Regions from separate parts of the Homo sapiens genome. Here all the other regions are linked to region 2. The links are chromatin loops, found by intact Hi-C in ENCODE. Cell type or tissue: prostate gland. All regions are shown on one strand.

Region 1 (5,000 bases), 930 kb after region 2:
TTTTTTTTGTAGGTATGGCAGCACGCGCCCATAGTCCCAGTTGCTCAGGAGCCCAGGAGTTCAAGGCTGCAGTGAACCATGATTGTGCCACTGCACTCCAGCCTGGGCGACAGAGCAAGACTCCAGCTCAAAAAAAAAAAAAAAAAAAAAAAAAAAGAACCACAACATACCAAGTGAAGCCATATGGAGCTTCATGCAAGAAGATCAACATGCACCAGGTTCAAGGGAGATGCTAGCAGTTACAGCTCACAGGCTACCTCAGGTTTCTCTCTTTCATGTGCTTCTGGCCTTACCCAGTAACAGCAACTCTGAACACTATCCAAGCAAAACGTCATATGCTTTGAAGATGCACTAGTATTTCAACAGGCTGAACGTTTTCCAGAACAAAATCTTTACCAAAGCTGCTAACAAGCAGTCAGATAGACTGCCCTGTGAGTGTTCTCCTCCAACAATGAACCAGCAGAAAGGTCAGCAGCCGGAAACAGAAAGAGGAGAAGGGTCCTAAATAAACACAGTTTAATCAACCGTGAAGAAACCTAAAAGTTGCCCGAAAGTGCTTTGTTAATGGGAGAAGCAAGGCCCCTGCCCTCAGAGAAAGGCAAGGAAGGTTGAAGGTCACTTCAGCTGACCAGAGGATGCCATGGCGGCAGCGACATTCCCCGGTGGGAATCTCAATGGAAGACGCAAACGCAGAAGAGAAGGAAGGGAGAGGAGAAGCCAAAGGTGGACCTTTTCCAAGGACCTGGCAAGCAAATGTTCCCTAGAAAGAAGATGAAAATTTAGGTCAATAAGAAGGAAAGACACTGTTTTTAGAACCATTATGACGACTTCAGAGTTGGTTCTCCTTCAGGCTTTTGTCCATCAAGTCTGTCATGTCTGATTCCAGACTCCTCAGGATATTTGAAAAAAACTAATTTATTTGAATTACATCAATGTCCTTTACTTGCATCTAAAAAATCAAAGTCAAGCTATGCTGATATGTGAGAGAGAATTGAGATGAATGAGGGCTGACTCCCAGTCTCTGCCCCTGTAATTACTTTCTTTGTAAGCCTGAATACCCAATCAGATGGACGCCTTCTGAACACATTTTTTCATATTTATGAAATACCTTTGAACAATGAAATCTGGAAACTCTGGCAACATCTGTGTCCAAATATATCCAAGTGTGTTTATGTTTTTAATTGAAGATCAAACAATTTTAGATGAACTCATCTATGGTATCATAGAAACTGCATATTTTTAGGTAATTCTTGAGAGCATTTTGCAAACTATTAAAGTAACTTGATATCATGCTATATCTTTAAAAGATATTTCTCAGCTGTGAATACTATTGGAATGAAATCGGGACTTTTCAAAAAAGTCTGCAGCATGAAAAGGTTTGCATATGAATTCTGATTCCATTAGAAAACCATTTCTTTTAGGACTGTTTTATCATTCTCTATTGGTTCATGTAATATGATTGGTTTGTTCTTATTCTAATTAAAGATGCAATTTATTAAAGAGTCTTTAACTTCACTAAGGCAAAGTTTAAAAAGCTTCTAATCAGATATTCTTGGTAGGCAGGAGAACTATAACCTTCAAACTCTCTGATGTTGTATGAAGCAGCTCTCATCTCTACACAAAGATTTTCACTTCTGTGATCTGGCCTGGTAAAACATTTATTCCTTTATACTCAGTCCTAGTTTGTTTTAGATCTGGGCCTCTGGGCCCATTAATTTGTATAGGATGATAATTTGTATAGGAAGACAGGTGTGCTGTTTTTCTTCAATCCTTGAGGATATTAGGAAAAACTTTAACCAATTAAGGGATCCCATCACCTGACGTTTCTTTGGGGAAAATGACTTTTGAAGGCATGTGGGGATTGTCAAGGAAATAATTTTCCCTTTAAATTACATGTTTGTACGTAAGAGGAATGCTGAGCAGGATATCAAGAGGCAGTGGTCACTCATGGCACTATTTTCAAAGTTAGTTAAACAAGGAAACCAACTCACATTTCCCCAGTTTAGCTTTTCATTTTTAAAACTTGCTGAATTCAGGTACATCTCGATTGCTCGTGGTAATAAAGGAGACATTAGGCGTGGATAACAAGACCGCAAATGGTGAGTAAAGCAAGACACCAGGTATCATTTCTTTCCTGTTTATTAACATTCACTCCAGGCTGTATACTTTGGTTACCATGGTCGCGTGGTGTCTGATGTCACAGGCCAAACCATATAAAATCACAGAGGCCACAACAGGCAGGAGGAGCGGCCTGGCTTTGTCTGAGTCAGGCAGCCCAGCGTGTGGGATGCCAGGCTGGATGTGCTGGGCCTGACCAGCCGCCCGCTTTCCTCTTCTCTTGCCTCTGCCTGCCCCCTGGTGGACAGCTGGGGTAAAGCATGGGAGTGCGCCTTTGGGGTCTCAGTGGGGCTGAAATACGACTCCTCCCCTAGGACAGCCTGCCTTCCCCAGCCTTGTTCTCCGGCAAAGTCAATTTCCTGGAGAATCGAGGCTCTGCCTCAGATGTTCGGAGCCTCCGCAGGATGAACACCTCCATTTCAATTCCAGGGGCTTTGATCAACCTGTGCCTCCCTTGATCCCCAACTTGTGGGCACCTTCCCTTGAGCAGTGCCCCCACGAGGTACACCTTTCCCGGGAAACAAAAATCATTCCTTCTTTGGGTCCTGCAAGCTGTAAAGAACCAATACAGCACTGTGCTACTGAACATGTTGCCACTATAGAAGCCCCTTGTGTTTTGAAGAGTACATCTCTATAGCCATTCGTTTATTCATCAGAAACCAGCTAGAAGCCAGGCCCTGTGCTGGGCGCTGGAGACATGGAAGAAACTGGGCTGAGGCTCCCGCCTTGAAGAGCTTGTGGCCCAGGGAAGGGACAGTTCATCTGTCATTGATTGCCACGTGACAGTGTCTATGATGCTAAAAAGATGCCAGTGCTGTGCTGCAGGAGCAAAGGCCGTGGAGGAAGAGGCTTTGGCTTTGTTGCGAGTCCTTGCCAGAGCCAGGCAAAGCCAGTCACCGCTTTGTTCAGATGACTCAGGTAAATAAATGAGGCCGCACAGGCTGTCCTGACACCACACACCTCTAGAATACCCTGGCTGTGCTGGGAGCTATTGGTGTCAGCTGAGTATTTTCATCCCTGTCCAAGTCACAATGATCTGACTGTACCAGCCTGTGTGGATGTTGCTAAGAGGAGGCAGACAGCACCATGAGCTCCCTTAGATGACGATCGGCATGATGTTCCTGCTGTGGCAGCGCTCAGCTCTTGCCAATGCTCTTCTCTGCTTTGCTCACTTTAAGCCTCCCTTAATTTTTTTGAAGCCCAGTTTCCACATTGCTGATTCACAGATATGCAAGACTCAGGCAGGAAAAAAAAAAGGTAATTATTTCAAATGACTCAGGCGCCCTCCTTGACTCTGGGATCTCTGTACAGACTTGCACTTTAAAAGCTGAGGGTAATGATGTTGTCATTTGTATAGGAAAGGCTGGAAGAAAAACACATTAGTGTTCTTCCAAACTCTTGACTTTTGGAAAAAATTAGCATAGAGAGGATGGATGCTCAGCCATGGCCTGACATCGAATGCCTAATGCAGAGGTGAAGACACCTGCACAGTCCCATGCACTGGCGAGCTTCCTGGGGACAAGGGCAGTGCCTTGATCACCTCTCTTCCTCGTGCAGTAAATGTTTGTTGGATGAATGGTTGTCAACTCTAGTCCTGTCAGTCCTCCCTGAGCCCTGAAACAGAAATTAGGAAATAATAACAATTAGCAGGTCCTATACTCCTAGATTTAAGATTTTTGAACAAATAAGGGAAAATTATTTGCCTGCTACAAAACTGCTAAGAGAGATGACAATGAAGGAAGGGTGGGAATCATCTAAGGGAAAGAAGAGGGGAATCAATTGCTCCACCAGTGGCTTGCTGAAAAGCTTTCCACACTTGTAGAAAAAAATCCCCCACCGCCAAGAGTAGAGGCCCCAGCAAGGGCAGTCACAGCAATGGTGGCCGTCAGGTGCCCTATGCAGCAGAGTGGAGCCATGGGCAGCAAGTAGATCATGCTGGGATAAAGGCTGTGGGGGCTGTGCTAGGGATGGCAGTAACACATGGAGACTCTCAGTAAGGGGGCCTGAGGTGTCATCCACCCCCAACTCGACCATTCCTCCCCTCCCCAGAGAAAAGCCAGCATCAGCATCTAAGGGAGGGAGGGCTAGTGTGGCTGGATGGGGTGGCAGGGGTAGGAGGCACAGCCAAAGGCTCTGGAAATCAGCTTGAAATCTTAGGTTTTCCCTGAGGCTGCTATAGCTTGGGGGAATGGAGTTACATCTAACTGTAAATGTTGTTCACACTCAGTCTAAAGAAAGTCCAAAAGTCATTTTAGGATGGTGGTGTACTTCAAATTACTTTTCTATGCCCCAGTTTTGGGTTCCATTAAATTCTCATTCTTCCCGCATTTCTGTTTTTCCTCCAGGTACCCTCAAAGAGCACCCATAATTCATTCATTCATTCATTCATTCACTTATTCAACAAATACTGATTGAATCCCTGCTCTTTACCAGGCTATGCTAGGTACCAAGAATATAGGGTCAGCAAAGGCAGGCATGGTCCCTGCCTTCAAAAGGAGAGGACCTTGATCAAACACACACACAAGTTAACATCATTGCAATGTGTGGGGTCCTGGGTATATAATGAGGGGATTTGGTTAATAAGGGACGTCAGGGAAATCTCTGAGGAAATGATGAGTGAAATAAAATCTGAAGGAACAATAAGATTAACTAAGCCCAGTGGGTCCTGGGCAACCCCTAGAGTGGGGCTGCACATGTGTATTCAAGGCCATGAAAGATGGCAAGTGTGACCTGAGTGCAGACAGCAAGGAGGTGAGATTCTCAATCAGGCTGGGGAAGGCCATGCACGGGGAGCCACTGAAGTGTTGAAGTGGCCAGGTGATGTGATCCAATGTGCATTTCAGAAAGAGTTTGATCTCCCTGTGGAGAACAACTTGGAAAAC
Region 2 (5,000 bases):
CAGAATCATTGAGTCTCTACTCATCATTAGTTTTCCTACCTGGAATATTCTTACACATCCCACTTGCCTAGGTAACTCCAACCCACAGGGTCTCCTTTTGCCCCTACAGCATTGACCACCAGACTTTTCTCTATATAGGATATAGATTGTTAGTTATTTGTGTGTGTGTGTATCTTATTGTCAAAATTGTGCATCATGACCTTGAGGATGAGGACTAAAACTTATATTTTATACTTCTTCAATGCCTTTGCACTTAGAAAGTGCTGGTACATACTTGTTGCTTGATTGAGGTGCATCCATTCAGAAGTTGGGAAAGAGAGAAACCAAAGAGCAAGTAGGAACTTTCCTTTTCCCTGCTAATAGTGCTCTAGCCCCATCTTTTCTCCTGTATCTTAGATACAATATGCTACTTAATCTTGTTAAGCCTCAGCTTCCATATCTGTAAAATGGGCCTAATTTAACTTACTTCACAATGGCATTATAAGAAATCCATAAAGTCACATATGTGAAAGTGCTTGGCTCACTGCCTGCTAGCATGGGAACCTAAGTGCTCCCTTGCTTCAAGCTCCTTTTTAACCAATCCTAGTAATCTATCACTTAGGCATCTTTAGCATTTCCAAAAAGAAGTGTGTGTCTATTTATAAAGGATAGAGGGACAGAAAATAAACACCTAAAATAGAATATTGCACAATTCTGAACATATCACCCTCCTTTCATCACTTGCTTTTTCATTTTCTTTCTTTTTTTTTTTTGCTGTTGCTATTAGGATCTACTCAGAAAGTGTTTGTTTTTCTTTCTTTTTATCTCACACATGGGCTCCTAATCAGCTTGGCCTCAGGAAGTGTGGGAATAAATAACTCTTCAAACGATGTAATACGAAGGTATCTTTTATCAACTGCTGCATTTCCAGTGCCTGGCATTGTGCCTAGAACAAAAATATTTGAGCCAGAATGAAATGAAAAGGACTGAAACTTCCACCAGCTTGCAGTGTCTCTCCCATTAGCTTGCCCCAGTGTCCGAAGATCTCCCTAGACTGGAGACATCAGTTCTCAGAGACTTCTGTTAAAAGGGGAGTGTGCTTGCTGAGTGGTGGCCACGCTAATCTAAGCTACTAGATGGTAGACCAAGAAGGAAACCGGACATAGTCCAAGCCTGACCTAAAATAAGAGAAAACAGGAAGGAAGCTTCCAGGCTAGATCAACAGAAAAGCTCGAGTATCCGAGCATGGTACATTACTACGGACTATCATAGAAGCAGGAGGGATGGAATTGAAAAAAAGGGGAAGGAAAACTAGAGAGAAACCTCACTTAGCTACCAGCTTTTCTCAGAGATGTCAGGGCAGAGAATTTGAAGGCATAAATGAGAGTTTTCATTGATCATTAAACAAAGACTCCAGAGATAAGTAGGAACAATTTTTCACCTGAACCCCTCTCTGTGGGTTCTGTCACAGTGCAAACATGATGTTCTAGCAGAAGGATTTAAAGACAAGCTCTTCCCTCCCTCCTCTCATCCCCTGCTTCCTTATCTACAAAATGAAGCTGAAAAACCCTACTTCAAAGGGTAACGCCATCCTCTCAAAGAGGCATATAGTGGATACCCAGGAAAGACTATCCCTCTTGCCCTTTCTCCTTTTCATAGTATTACAGGGTTGACATATGTGGAAGTTGAAAATTACATTTGTTCCTAAATTGCACTTACTTTCATCCTCCCAGGACCCTCCAAACCCCACCAAAAACACCCTTTCATCATGTGTTCTTGTGACCTGCCCTTTTCATGAGACACTTGGCACACTCAGACCTGCTTGAAAAGTATTAATAGCTAGAGCTGTGACTGTGAAAATCAATAGCCTAGAAAAATGCTACTCATGCAGGGGGTTGTATTAAAAAATGTCCACATGATTTATTTTAGATGACCTAATTTGGTAAGTCTCTGGGCCTGTGCTTATTTGCTGTGAGCTCTCTAGCTGTTTTTCTCCTTGCATCAATATTTCTGGAGGAAAGTAGATGACACCAAGATGGCTCAGGCTCAGGACGTATGTGATTACTTGAAACCTGAATAGGCTGCTGGTGAAGGGCTGTGGAGGCGTAGTGAAAGGGGCTTATTCAAAACAAACAGAACGTGTTATTTCCTATTGAATGGAATAGAAATTCTAAAATAAGTATGTTTTCAAAGTGTCAGTTTAGATAGAAAATGCTTAGAATTTAAGCAAGAGTGAGAGACGAGTGCTGCTTGGGTTTGAAATATTGTTGAGAGGGGCAGATATTCAATCTGTTTTGAAATTTCCACTTGGGGTTTTCCAGGATAAAAGTTGCTTTGTTTATGCAGCATGACGAAAATACTGGAAATTCAGGGCTTGAGAACAATACTGGGTTACAGGGATCCGTGCTTTCTTATATACAAGTTGTTGACAGCGGTTTCGTCTGAAAAAAAGTGAGCATTTTGAAATCTGATTTTCATGACCGAGGAGTAACTGTAGGCCAAAGATGTTTTCACCCAAGAGAAAAACAATTCCTGAATTTCCCTGCAGTGCCTTTGAGTGCCACTGGGATGTGCTATTTCATAAAGAAAAGGAAGCTCTTCTGTTGCCTGAAACGCTGCTAGCAGAAAACTTTATTCAGACAGTCCTAGACTCGAACTTAAATTTGAATCTATGTATTTACCTTGATTATGACAATGGGAAATTTTATATAGTGAGAAAAAAATTAAAAAGGTAAGACCAGCATATTCCTAAGGTTCTGAGAAGCCTAGATTCCATGGCAAGCCTATGTTATTATAACCTAACCCAGTTAGATATTTTATAGAGCAAATTTTCTATGTCTGGGAGTTTTCTAGCGTAGGGGGTTCTGAGCTACACCACAGACCTCTGGGCATGGCTGGTGAAGAAAGGAAAAGTAGACATCTCATCCCCTACCATCTTTCAGAGAATATTCTGTTGGTGTCAGCCCCACCTCAGGTGCAGGCACCTTGTTACACAGTTAAGATGGAGCAGACTGGAACGTGTGTGCTATCTGGACTGCACGGGAGAAGGCCATATCAAAGCCTGTCAATGCTCTCAGAACCATGGTCTTGTGGGCCTGGCTCATCACCAAGTTAGGAGATGGCCCTCCTCTGTACCCACTGTTTGTTTTCACATATCACGTGTCACCTCTCCACACTTAGAGCGAGTGCCTCCCATCCAGTGATTCCTCTTCCTCTCCTTATCTAGTTACCAACTAATTCTCCCTAAGTTTTAAAATATAGATGCTTTTTAATAGAGTGTCTGCAAAATATATCATCCAAAGAAATGAATCCCTAATGATGGGAGTACAGGTTATTTTTAGACAAACTGTCTAGTACTTAAGGCCAGAACTATTTTAAAATTTTTATCTGAAAATAATTTCAAACATAAGGAAAAGTTGCTAAAATAATATAAAGAACACATCTGGGCTATTTATTCCTTAACATATTGTTAACATTTTGCCCCATTTGCTTTAACTTTTGTTCATGCTCTCACATGCTCACTCCTTACAACCCACCTCTCCATTTATTTTTCCAAGCTTTTTAAAACTAAGTTGCACACATCATGGCTTTTTAGTCCTCAGTATCTCTTAATAGTTATGATATTTTCTTATCCCCAATACAATTAACAACTTTGGTAAAATTTACATAAATATGATATTTTAATCTACCATTGTATTCTAATTTTGTCAGCTGACACAATAATGCTCTTTGTGGCATTTTTTTACTCCAGTTGTACAGGATCAGTATTGGATGGCAATATTTTGTTGTCATATCTTTTAGGTCTCCTTCAATCTGGAACAGTTCAGGAGAAATTAATTTTAGTATAGGAAGGAGGTCAAAGGAAAGACTATGACTAATTGCAAGTCCGCCTTGGGTTGGGAGGTGGCGCTGTGGTGCCACACAATTGTTATGCCTGCAGGAAGGTCTCCTGGATATTGTTACCGTGTCCCTGACAACGACTGTGTCTCCCACAGCTACCCAGCGAGGGTTACCACGTTTTCTTCTGGAACTTTAGGCCCAAAGCTGAGGGATCTCATAGGCCTGCTGACCTTATTAGCCTACATAAATCCGGTCCCCTGTGTCCCTGTGCTCAGCACATCCCCTGAGGGTGGGTGTTAGTGGTAGGTGTGTTAAAAGGGAGTCACCAGGCGTTAAGAGGGGTAAGGCCCTCTGAGCACTGATGGACCACAGACACGGTTACCTCAGGATTGTCTAGCCCCTAAGTCAGGTGCCCATAAATGAGCTGGGTTAGGAAACCATCCCAAGAGGCTGAAGTGGCAGCCGAAGGAGAGGCCTGATACCAGCTGGATTCAGAGTGACGGGAGTATGGATTCTGGCCTTAGCTTCTGGTGAACCCACTGTGGGAGGGGTGGGAGCTTTCAGAAAGATGCAGGTTCTCAATGGGCTAGATGGAACATTTTTAGACAATGGATTTTGACCCAATTGTCTTCTGTCATTTTCTCCTTCATGATATTCCTCTTAATTTGCTAAGGCAGATGAGATAGAAGCTCTGACAATTGTAGAGTGTGGGTGTAAAATGTGCAGCTCATTAAGTATCCAAGCTCTCCGTTTAGCATTTGAAGGGTTTGTAACAGGTCAGTGATTCACCCTGCTTTTGGAATTTTACGGCACTCTATAACTCAGTGCATAGTGACAATACATGCCTCTAGAAGCTAGTTACGGTTTCAAAACAGAGCTATGATTACTTCCAGAGATGACCATTGTATAAGATGGGCACCTTTATACGTAACTTCCCAAAAGGTTAACTCTCGTTGTAACTTCTTTGTAACATTCCATGCTAGCACTTTCTTCCTCTACCTCTATTTTTCCTTTTGGCGCACTTATTTGTTTATTTCTGTATTGTCTGTCTCTCTCACTGGAATGTGAATTCCAAAAGGGCAGGGATTTTATCTGTATAGTTAATTACTGCATTCCCAGAATCTGACATCTAGTGTAGAGCTCAATAAATATTTGCTGAATAAATAAATTATTAAGCAGGA
Region 3 (5,000 bases), 520 kb after region 2:
TCTTAAACTCCTGCTCTCAACTGATCCTCCTGCCTTAGCCTCCCGAAGTGCTGGGATTACAGGCATGAGCCACTGCGTGGCCAAAATGAGACTTTAAAATGTTCAACTATGGGCATCGTTATTTCTTCTACTTCCTGTTTTTAATTAACATGTTTCTTAATCTTACAATGATTTGGTATATTTACAGAATTATCAGGAAATGTTATAGGAGTTGTATTGCTTTGTGACAGCTCTTGTATTTCTGACATACCAACTCACATTACTATCTAACTGGTAGAGCCTAGAAGACTAGTTAGGAGACATGATAGTTTATTAGCTAAGAATGTGTTCATATATACATAACAGATAACAGTTTAATAAAATTGGGATTTACTTTCTAAACATATTAAGTCTAGAGGCAGCCAGTCTAGGATGGCTGCAGCAGTTTCAAGATGTCATGAGTAACCCAGGTTCCATCTTTCTGCCCCAGCATCCTTAGCTTGTTGCTTCCATCTTTGTATTTTCCACATCATATTCACCTTCATTTTTGTCATGAAACTCCATCTCCATCCTGTTATTACTCTAGAAGAAAGAAAAAAAGGAAGAAATTCAAGGGGTGACTCTATTAGGAAAGGAAACGCTTTTCCAGAAATCTCAAGCATGTGTCTAGAAGTGTATCCCATGGCCATCCATAACCCCATGGGCTCTAGGGAAATGAATTTTTCAGCTAGGCACACTGTCATCCCTCCTTCAAAAAAAGATGGGCCACGTCCGAGGTAGAGATTGTAGAGGATACCTTTTCTGGAGCAGTAGAACTTCAACAGTCTGAGGGGCCTAAATCCAAGATTTTGAGTCCAGAATTTGGTGCCACTTTTCCCTTCGAGGCAATTAACATTCAGAAAGCAGTAATGGAGAGAGGCTGAGAAACTAGCCAGAGTTTTCAACTGCCTCAAGGGGAGTGGGTGTGGGATTGGGTGGGTAAAAATATTGAGTTCAGGACCTAAGGAGGAAAGATTTTAAGTTGGAACTGGGCTATACCCTGGAAGTAACTTTTAATTATTCTCTTGATTGGATTAAGGTGGTCTGTCCCTAGTCTAAATGACTACCAATATGTCACACCTCCCAATATTCACAATCTTGTGTAGTTCCTCCCCACACTGACGCTGAGCTTGGCCATGAGACTTGCTTTGGCCAGTGACACATTAGTAAGCATGATAAAAGTAAAGGCTTGCACATTGAGGCTTGTCTTTTTGGAATGTCCCCTCTTGCAATCCTAAGATTATGATGCTGTGAGGAAGCCTAAATTAGCCATATGGAGAAGCCATGTAGAGAAAAACCAAGGTATGTAGCTAACAGCCTTCTTTCTGTTCCAGCATCCTTAGCTCGTGGCTTCCATGTCCATATTTTCCACATCATGTTCACTTCATTTTTGTCATGAAACTCCATCTCCATCCTTAAGTCCCAAGACTTATGACCCTAGTTAAGCCATTCCAGCCAGGCCCCAGTATGCCCACGCTAATTGAAGCCCCAGACATCATGGAGCAGAAATGAGCCACCTGTACTATGCCCTGACTGAATTCCTGTGCCAGAGAATTCAGAATCATGAGTAAATAAAAGAGCCATTGTTTTAAGTCATTATATTTTGGGGGTGGTTTGAACACAGCAATAAATAACTGAAATACTACTAAAAGCATAAAGAATGTATAACAACCTAATTGTTACAAGGGAGTGGAATTAATAATCTACAAGAAGGCACAAAAGGACAGAAAAGAAACAGAACAAATGAGAAAAATAGAAAGCCAACAGTAATATGGTAAACTCAAATATTAGCTTCTAGGCAATTCTATGTATGAGTAGACACTGACCAAGATCTTGTCTCAATAAGATTTTAAATGTAAAGATTTTCATCTTTTACCTATTGTCCTCTGAATTCCGCCCATATCATTCTCACCTTAGTTTAATGGCCCTGCCTTGATGCAATTTGAAATAAGCTGCTAAGGAGATAACACCCTTAATCTATTCATTGCTGGTGCGCTTACCCAGTCTGGTTTAGAACCGTTTAACAAAGGCTTAGAATCATAATGTCTATGATTATTACCTCTTAGCTCCTAGTTTTACTGACTTCCATGTCTGGAATTACCAGCACTTCTTTTTCGTACATATGGATTATATGAACTAAATGTATTGTTTCTTCCCTCACTACTGAAAATCTATTCAATATATGGAGTTACAATTCAAAGTATTTTACAACCCAGAAAATATGGCCATTCCGTATGTGGTGTGTATTTCAGAGGTGCTCTGCAAGCTCCATGAGGACAGGCGTGAAGTTCAGGCTACATGCCTGGTACGTAATAGACGCTCTGACAGACATTTGCTGAATGAATAAGTTAGTCACTACGGCGTTTGTGGGCTTTAAAACACAAGTAAATGCGCTTCTATCGCCAAAACCTCACAGCTTCCCTTCTGCAAGGTGGCGTACAAGGCCCACGAAATAGTCGGCCGCCGCAGGTGCGCAGCCTGTCCAGCCTGTCCGGCTCGGGGCAGGCGACCTCGTCTGGTGGCAGTGGGGGAGGCAGCCGTTTGCTTCCTCACAGGGTGTGCCGGAATCAGAGGCTGGAGGCGTCTGGGGAGTAGGCAAATAAACAAAGCCAACCGCACCGAAACGGGTCGTTCCGTTTCACATCCTCCCTCGGGTGTCTGGGTCTTCTCGGAACAAAGTGACCCTCCATCTGTCCGCAGGCAGGTGGAGCCCGTCCCACGCGGCACGCGCCTTCCTTCCTCACAGCCGCGTGTAGACGCGGACCCTCAGGGACACTGCGGACGCGAGAAAGGACACGCCCCCTCGCGGGAGCATAAGTCCACCGCACAGAACTCGCGCGCCTCCCCTCGAACGAACGCGCACGCGCGCGCAGGGGGCGGGTCTTCTTCCCGACACCCACTGAGCGCCCGGCCTCCTCACCCCACCCCACCGAACTCCGGCCGCCCAGGCTCCGCCTCCGCGACGGGCCGTCGGGAGGAGGCGACCGGAAGCCACTTAAAGCAGAGATCGAGGTGACAGGCGAGCTGGCTGGACTCGGAGCGCGGTCGAGGCTTTCTGCGTTCGCGGCGGCGGAATGGCCCGTGCGCGGCTCGCCGCGTCGCGGCTCTGTGGTCCCTAGACGTCGGCTCCCGCCCTCGGCGCTGATCTCCGGCGCGGGCACTGCTTTCCACTCGGCTCCTGTCGTCCGTTCTCTCAGGCTCCCGTTCAGGTAAAGGGCTCCGGGAGGGCACTGAGGGGCTGAAGAACCCTAGCGGGGAGTGCGAGCGCCGGCCTCGCGGCTCCGGCCCCGGCCCCGGCCCCGCGCCGGCAGTGTGCGGGGCTCTCGCGGATCGGGGTGATTGATTTTGAGACTGCCCTTTGTACCGAATTCACTCGGGTCCCGTCAGCATGAAGATGGAATTGGTTTACACTTCTTAGGCACTTAGAGCCTGTGGCAGGTGTATACATCAGACCGAGGCGCCGAAGGATTTAGTTGGGGTCGCAGGCGCCTGCCCCTTCCCCGTTCGTCAGGGTGGGGGCGCGTCTATGCGGCCTCCCCCGCGGGCCGACCCCGGGTGCTCTGAGGCGCCTAGGAGCCCTTCCCAGACCCCGGGGGGGAGGGCACGGCAGCTACGGGAGCCTTCCGGCTACCCCGCGTTTCGGGCTGCAGCCCAGAAGTTTGGAAGATGTTTTCACATTAACTTTGAGAGCGCACAAGTCTTCGTCTTCCTCCCCGCCGCCGCGGGAAGCGCTCGCCGCCTTTCCCCCGCGCTTCGCGGCTCAGTTCTGCGAGCCCCCAAGACCCGTTGGACGCTCCTCGGGAGGTGAGCTGAGGGGGTAAAGAAGAATTAGAGAGAGAAGGCGCCGCGAGTAGTCTCTGGGATGCAGGGAGGCCGGGGCGGGTCGTTGGTCCGAAGGAGGCTGGACAGGAGTTGGGGGGCGCCCAGGCGCCTGCTGAGGGGAAGGCGGGGGCGGGGACGCCCGGGAACACCCGGAATTGCAGAGCCGGGCGGCGCCTCAGCTGCACTGCGCGGAGTTGGCGCGGCCCGGGACCAGGAGCTGAGCAAACCGCCGCGGCCAACAGGAGGCGTCACTCGGACCCGGGCTCGGCGCCGGGGTGTCGCGCGGCGGCGGGCGGGCAGGCTTTGGAGCGGCAGTTTTTTCGGAAAGTGCTTTTGGCCGGGAGTGCCGCAGAACCCCAGCGTCACGAGGTGAGGGGTGTCGCGGTGTGTCGCCTGCCGCTGGAGACCGGAGGATGTGTTCTTCTCATCTTTATTTTTCTGTTATGAAAACTAATTGAGGAGCTAGGTTCTAGTGGCTTTCCCCCTCCAGCCACTTCTCCAGTTCTCTGCTTCTTCCTCCCAGTTTTGTTTCCGAGTTTGATGAAAGGGCAATAATAGGAAAAGTTGCGCGCGCGCGCTTGCGTGTGTACGCGCAGACACACATATAAATAAAATCGATTTAGTGTCTATTTTACCTTGATTGGGTTTGATAGGAGTGGTTAGAGAGTGTGCGCGTGGGGAAAGCACAGGCCGGTTTGGTATGGTGGAGAGGGAATACCACAATCTGTGCCAATTGTGCCTTGAGGCAATAACACCAAATGATGAATAATAACGCCTGGCTTGGCTCCTTTCCAGTTGATTTATGTCTCATGTCAGATCCCTCCTTCTTCGTGAAGCTTTCCCTAACAATGCCAGCTTACAGTGAACTCTCCTTTTTCTGCCTTTTCCTTTTGTACTTATCATGTAAATTTAATACTTCGTTATAAACTGCTTTGTATTTTACTTTTCTGAATTTGATGGACTTCTTACACATAGATTTATGACTCTCCAATTAAATTTTTAATATTCACTTTTGGGGACACTCAGTTTTACCTTTTGTTGTTGACCCACAAACAACAAAGAACTAAGCATTTAATATGTGCTTTTCTTAACTAATTCAGCCAACAAAATATATATGGAACACCAGCTGTGTGCATTGTGGTAGCTAGGCACTTTATTGG

What was found. Peaks named below come from ENCODE experiments on the same cell type or tissue, not always from the same donor. Only the 100,000 strongest peaks of a DNase experiment are listed, where the experiment ranks them.
Region 1: a loop joins it to region 2, with 6 times the contacts of the local background. A loop is called at or near these places in 64 of 110 quality-filtered maps.
Region 3: a loop joins it to region 2, with 4 times the contacts of the local background. A loop is called at or near these places in 42 of 110 quality-filtered maps.

The regions. Positions count from the first base shown.
Region 1 is chr3:157,079,544-157,084,543 of GRCh38, forward strand. LINC00880 (long intergenic non-protein coding RNA 880) reads right to left here. Exons shown (of 4, transcript NR_034007.1): 4 at 2,124-3,732. LINC02029 (long intergenic non-protein coding RNA 2029) reads left to right here and starts at 2,298. Exons shown (of 3, transcript NR_135546.1): 1 at 2,298-3,375. In prostate gland, a CTCF peak has its summit at 2,374 (motif pointing left); DNase peaks (open chromatin) are centred at 2,308 and 3,048; H3K27ac peaks cover 2,392 bases.
Region 2 is chr3:156,148,120-156,153,119 of GRCh38, forward strand. The region is part of intron 1 of KCNAB1 (potassium voltage-gated channel subfamily A regulatory beta subunit 1); the gene reads left to right. Among named protein-coding and RNA genes, the nearest start is that of KCNAB1, 30 kb to the left of the region's middle. In prostate gland, CTCF peaks have their summits at 2,542 and 3,883; DNase peaks (open chromatin) are centred at 2,542 and 3,912; H3K27ac peaks cover 1,030 bases.
Region 3 is chr3:156,671,570-156,676,569 of GRCh38, forward strand. TIPARP (TCDD inducible poly(ADP-ribose) polymerase) reads left to right here and starts at 3,021. Exons shown (of 6, transcript NM_015508.5): 1 at 3,021-3,227. TIPARP-AS1 (TIPARP antisense RNA 1) reads right to left here and starts at 4,144. Exons shown (of 1, transcript NR_027954.1): 1 at 1,602-4,144. RefSeq lists an enhancer at 2,517-2,816 and silencers at 3,227-3,276, 3,307-3,376, 3,747-4,106. In prostate gland, CTCF peaks have their summits at 2,690 and 4,083 (motif pointing right); DNase peaks (open chromatin) are centred at 2,872, 3,532, 3,972 and 4,602; H3K4me3 peaks cover 2,809 bases; H3K27ac peaks cover 3,229 bases.